Regions from separate parts of the Homo sapiens genome. Here region 2 is linked to region 1. A link is a loop called in an ENCODE intact Hi-C map of the cell type or tissue named here. Cell type or tissue: gastrocnemius medialis. All regions are shown on one strand. Links, peaks and the distances in the headings refer to the core of each region. The heading gives the core; the rest is flanking DNA.

Region 1 (2,805 bases), core at 78-2,577:
TCTCTCCCCAGGGTCTCTCTAGTATGGTGTCCTCAGGGTAGGTGGACTTCTTATGTGGCAGCTCCAGGCTCCAAAGTGAGAGGTCCAGGTGGGTGCTGCTCTCCCTATCTAGCCACATGCTCTGGCTGTACTCTACTTGTTAGAAGTGAATCACCAGGGCTGGCCCTCATTCAAGGGCAAGGGGGAATTAGATATCATTGTTTTATGGAAGAATTGCCAAAGAATTTGTGAACTTAAAAAAAACCTTCATATTTGGTAAAATTCACTTTTATTTTTGGTGCACAGTCCTATGAGTTTTCATATATGCATAAGTTTTTGTGACTGCCACCACTAACAGGACACAGAACAATTCCAGGAACCTAAAGAATTATCTCGGGCCACCCTTTTGTAGTTGTGCATTCTCAGAGGCCACTGATCTGTTTTCTTTCCCTGTAGTTTTGCTTTTTCCGGAATGCTATATGAATAGAATCATTTCGTGTGTAGCCTTTTGAGACTGGCTTCTTCACTCTGCACAGTGCCCTTCAGATCCAAGTTGTTGGGTGCTTCAGGAGTTCCTGCCTTTTGATTGCAGAGCAGTTTCCCCTGGTATGGATATCCCACAGTTTGTTCATCCATTCACTCACTGAAAGACACCTGGGTTGTTTCTGGTTTTTGGTGATTATGAATAAAGCTGCTCTAAACATTTGCATAGAGATTTTGTGTGAACCTAAGTTTTCATTTTTCTGTGATAAATACCTAGATTCTTTATTCAGCAGATAATTACCTGGCTCTCTCCTTAGCAGGGCAGTCAGGAGGTTTCTTATTTGGCAAGTTATCCTTTGTCCGAATAATTTGTCTTTTTTTTTTTTTTGAGACAGAGTTGCACTCTGTTGCCCAGGCTGGAGTGCGGTGGCATGATCATGGTCACTGCAGCCTCGACCTCCTAGGCTCAAGTGATCCTCCAGCCTCAGTCTCCTGAGTAGCTGGGGCTACAGGCATGAGCCACTGCACCTGGCCTGTCAGAAGAATTTGTCATTCGAGTTTCTGAACTTCAGAATGTAAGCACTTTTTAAAACACTGCCCACAAAAAAGATCATTCATTTAGATATCTTGTTTGTTCTTAATTCTTATGCCTCCCAAAGCCCTGTTATGGATGAATTGTGAGGCAAAGTACTGGCGTCCCCTGCCTCATGGCCTCATCATCCTGGGCTCTGACGTCACCCTGGCTCAAAACCCTCATTTCACAACTTTACACAGGGACAACGCCTATGACAGAGCTGTGTGAGAATCACTTCTCAATCCCCATGGGATACAAATCACCAGCCATTTTATCAATTAGCAAAATGGTGTAAACAAGCAAAGCAGCAAGTGGCACTAGAGAAATTAGAGTGTGAAAGGTGCACTTTGATCATTGCACACAGAGGTGATGTGAGCAGTAATGGAGGAATGCAGCCGAGTACATGTGGCTTTCTCTGTCACATCAGAGAATAGAGCTTTAGAGGAGGAGGTGGTAGGAACAATGGGAGGGGAACAGATATTTAAGAAGTTCAGGGGCTAGAGTATTAGATGTTTGGTTTTTGAATGAGTTTTATCTTCTCTTTGCTGAGGGCAAGTAAGGGTCCTAAAGTTGCCAAGGCCTCCAGATGGCCCTCCAAGGAGCCCCCTCATCAGGGCATCTTATACTTTCAATGCGTGCAGCCTGGGGACCTGCCTCAAATGAAAAACCAGAGTCTATCTTTCAGCTCTGTTTCTATTCTGCCTCCTTGTCTAGGGATCCTGACTTTCCTTAGAATATTAGAGTACATTAGGTCAAGGCCTAAGTGGGGGAGATCTATGTGGTTCTCCAAGTGCCTTTAAAAATCGAGGATGTTAGCACTTGCATTCCTGAGGAACACACAAGGAAGTTAAATGTGCAATCATGCTTGACGTCCGAGGAAGTCTTTCACTGACTCACAGAGCAGAACTCTGTGAGTTCTGATTCTAAGTCAAGTTCTCTGCAGAGCACTTGGAAATCAGAAAAGAATAAAGCATGGGCCTCGTCTCCAGGAACTGATAGGCCATGATGGTGTCAGGCTGGCCTGGTCTCAGCCTACTCTCCTAATAGGCATCACTTTATTTCTATGAAAAATGCACTCAGAGTTCCACATAGTCGATTCATATTGAACTTTTGAAAGATACCTGTGCATAATGTGGGGACTGTGCTTTTGCAGGAAATTGTGACTGGCTTATGTTTAGTGAGTTTCATTAGAAACTAGTTTACATGGAGATGTTTAGGGCATTGACCTCAGTCTCTCTTCATTTCCAGGCCTTTCCTGGCCTCAGCCTGCCTCCTTGGCCACCCAAGAGCTCTGGATCCCAGATTTGCTCCCTGTGACCAAAGTCTTTCCCCTCTGATATGACACCCTCACCCCGAGACTCTTGATTCTCTTATTCCACCCAGTGTACAGAAGTTTTTATCAGGTTCCCTTTTGGATGAAACTGGGGGGCTCCTGCAGAGGGCATGTGGGGGTTAAGGGGTCCTGGGGGGCTCTGGAACATCTTGAGATTTTGAATATTGCTTGTAACATTAGAGTTTGTGAACAGTGCTTTGGTGAAAGGCCTGGCCTCACAGCAGCAATGAGGGAGCACTTAGATCAAAGCCCAGAACCTGTGTGCTCACATGCCCACCATGTGAATTCCTCTGGCAGCCTGCCTTGCACCAGGCTGGGGGAGAGGACCCCAGATCTGCGATGTCCTAGTGAACCCCAGCAGTGCCGAGTACTCAAGCAGACACCCCATTATGTCTGCTCACAGACCCGACTTTTGAAAATGTAATTTTGGTTACCT
Region 2 (2,805 bases), core at 185-2,684, 61 kb after region 1:
TATTGGAGACCCAGGGATGGGGAGACCCAGGGCTGGAGATGGAGGGAAATCCATGTGATTTCACTTCATTTGGTGTGGAGGGTGGTGAGGTTGCAAGTGTCTTGAGTAACAACCTTTGCCTCACTCTGCAGCTAAAGAATAATTGTTCAGGTGACTCAAACTTCAGGGACTGAAAGGTCAGGGTGTCAGGAGGATTGGTAATCTTGTTGGAAACAAAGTAAGATCTGTAGGACCTCCAGCCAATATTGACTATTCTGCTTCTCAACTGCTTGTAGCACTGAGTAACTGTACAATGTATATGGGCACTTATATTAAATCGTGGCTTTTTTATTACCTGCTTCGTGTTTTCCCAGTGATTTCATATGTATAAATCATGTCTCTCTAAAGGAAAGGTCTGTGACACGACTTTGGATAAACTTCCCCCTTACCCTCATCCCAGATCTAGAACAAATCCAGGCACGTAACATGTACTGAACAGTGTTGAAGTTAAATGTTGAAACACAGTTGATAACTACAAGAAATTTGGGACATGAATATGAATTGTTTTTTCCCAGGAATAGTAAGGTGGCAGAAAGCAGACTTGCATGAAAATGAGCTCAATCCAAATCCAAATGAGCTAACTCCTTTTAAGGAAACTCACTCCTTTGCAGTATGTAGTCAAATATTTCAGGTACAGGATTTTTTAAAAACAACTTCTGTGTTATTGACTTGTCTTATGAACTTCTGTATCCTATCGTCCCATGTGATAGATGTAAGATGTGTGACATCTTATCCTGTGGCATGCTGAGCACCGACAGCCTCTGAAGCCCACACTCAACCAGGACACACATGCTCCCTGCTCTTGGGGTTGACCTGGGGTTTATGGAGTCAGTGTGCTTGCTCACAAACCTCTTTATGCCAATTGCACTGGTTATCAGAATTATGTAATTTAATGAAATAGTACCAAATATTTCATAAACTAATTAAATATGACTACATAAAGGTCACTGCTTCTTTGAAAGTTCACTATTTTGGAAAAGACTCAAAATTAGTCACTACAGAAGCATTTCTGTCAATGTAAATGTGTTATGATAACTATAAAAGGCGAGGGGGAATATTATAAAATCTAAGAGGATTCTACTCTTCATAAGCATCTTCAGCTCCGCTGGACTTCAAAGAAACTAGACTGGAAATCAGACCTTGTTATTGGAGTGAGTTGTAAAAGAAAGTCTACATGGAATTCCAATGGGTAGATCCTTATTCAGAGAACTATTTGTGCCTCATCACAGGTAGACCGGCATGTTTTGCCACAATAGCTGCGAGTTCAAAATGTTGTAAGGTCTTGTTTATGTTTATGTATTTTTTTATGTATTGTTTTCAAAAGGATTTTCTGCTTTAATCAGCTTTTACCATTAATTGCCTTAGGCCTGATTATGTCAGATGAGAGGATTTGGCCGTATAAACTAACAGCAACACCTAAAAAAGGAAAAGTTTTTCCTTTGTATTAAAAGCCTTTTTTAAAATTCCATTTCCTACTATTAGCAAGATCTGGAATAGGTTTATTAGCACTAAATATTATACTTTGGTTATGTATAGAAAATGGAATGTGTGCAATCATGTTGATGAAGTACCTTCCCCTATTGTGACATATTCTTTCCCTTTCCAAATGGCAGTGTTAGATGAGATTTCTTATGGATAAAGAAAACAATACCCGGAACAATTTTGAGTCAAAATGACAATCGGAAATATGACAAGGAGAAAATAAACCTTTTTCACATCTGTTGTTTTAGTCTTTGTTTCTTCTCAAGGTTATTTCCCTCTTTACCACAGAAGAAATAGTTGAAATATTAATGCTACAGGCTTGGGGCACAGTGGCTGCTGTCTCAGCCTCGCACCACATGCAACTCCCCTGAAGACGTTCCTTCCACCCACGATTGGACTGGAAGGATCCAGGACCAGGGTTTGTCTCCTGGGCTTAAAATGCTATCAAGTAAATGTCTCAAAAATAATGCTTTCCTCACCCTACATTCTCTTCTCCTTCATTCCTGTTTTTATTAAGTAGAGGAATGTTTAGAATCCAGGACTGCATGTTAATGAGTTGGAGGTGAGGTGCTTTTGGAATTCTCCAGTGTTAACTTTGGAATCCAGCACCCTTTGGGATGAGAGTGTGGTGGGTGAGCCTTTATGGTTAGCAGCCCAGCAACCCTCACGAAAAATGAAGGCCACAGGGGCTCTGCTTCGATGGTTACAGCTAGCAGCTGAAGCAGGTCTTTTCTGGTAGTGTAGTGGCTCTGAAGCATTTGGCCGGAGGTTGGAATGAGATTTTGGTATAGAGAGAGGCCTCAAACTTTTGTACCTCTGTGCTTTATCTCCACTGTAATTTTTATTTCTTTGTACATTTTTGGTATGACCACTTGATATTGCAGCGAACGCTGCACTTGCCTTCTTAATCTAGCTTCGATCTTTTCAAAGAAATGAAAATTTTGATGGTCATATCGTGGGCATACACTTACAGATAAGAATTAAGACGTATGATAGACATGAGAAGTCTGCATTTTATGAGGTTAGCTAGAGAAAATAAATTTTTTGGTCCCTGAAAAGTGATCCTGTTTCCAGACACCAGAAAAATGTTCAGAGGGCCAACTGGCTCTGATAACTAAATCTCATCATGAAGAGAAAGGAACTAAAGAATTGTGGGGTAAGGAATGGAATCTAGGACTTAAAAAAATAAGGTTTGAAGTCGTTAAGACCCTAAAGTTAATATGTGAGTGTTTTTTACTGGCTGGCTTTGAAGGCATTTTGTTGGGCTAAAAACCCCTGGGCTTC

What was found. A loop is a pair of places that touch in the nucleus more often than their neighbours do. Peaks named below come from ENCODE experiments on the same cell type or tissue, not always from the same donor. Only the 100,000 strongest peaks of a DNase experiment are listed, where the experiment ranks them.
Region 2: a loop joins it to region 1, with 2.2 times the contacts of the local background. A loop is called at or near these places in 5 of 110 quality-filtered maps.

The regions. Positions count from the first base shown.
Region 1 is chr18:36,313,052-36,315,856 of GRCh38, forward strand. All of the region lies in intron 1 of FHOD3 (formin homology 2 domain containing 3), which reads left to right. Among named protein-coding and RNA genes, the nearest start is that of FHOD3, 17 kb to the left of the region's middle. In gastrocnemius medialis, for the core only: no CTCF peak of the experiment used is centred there; a DNase peak (open chromatin) is centred at 1,200.
Region 2 is chr18:36,373,509-36,376,313 of GRCh38, forward strand. The region is part of intron 3 of FHOD3 (formin homology 2 domain containing 3); the gene reads left to right. Among named protein-coding and RNA genes, the nearest start is that of FHOD3, 77 kb to the left of the region's middle. In gastrocnemius medialis, for the core only: no CTCF peak of the experiment used is centred there; no DNase peak of the experiment used is centred there.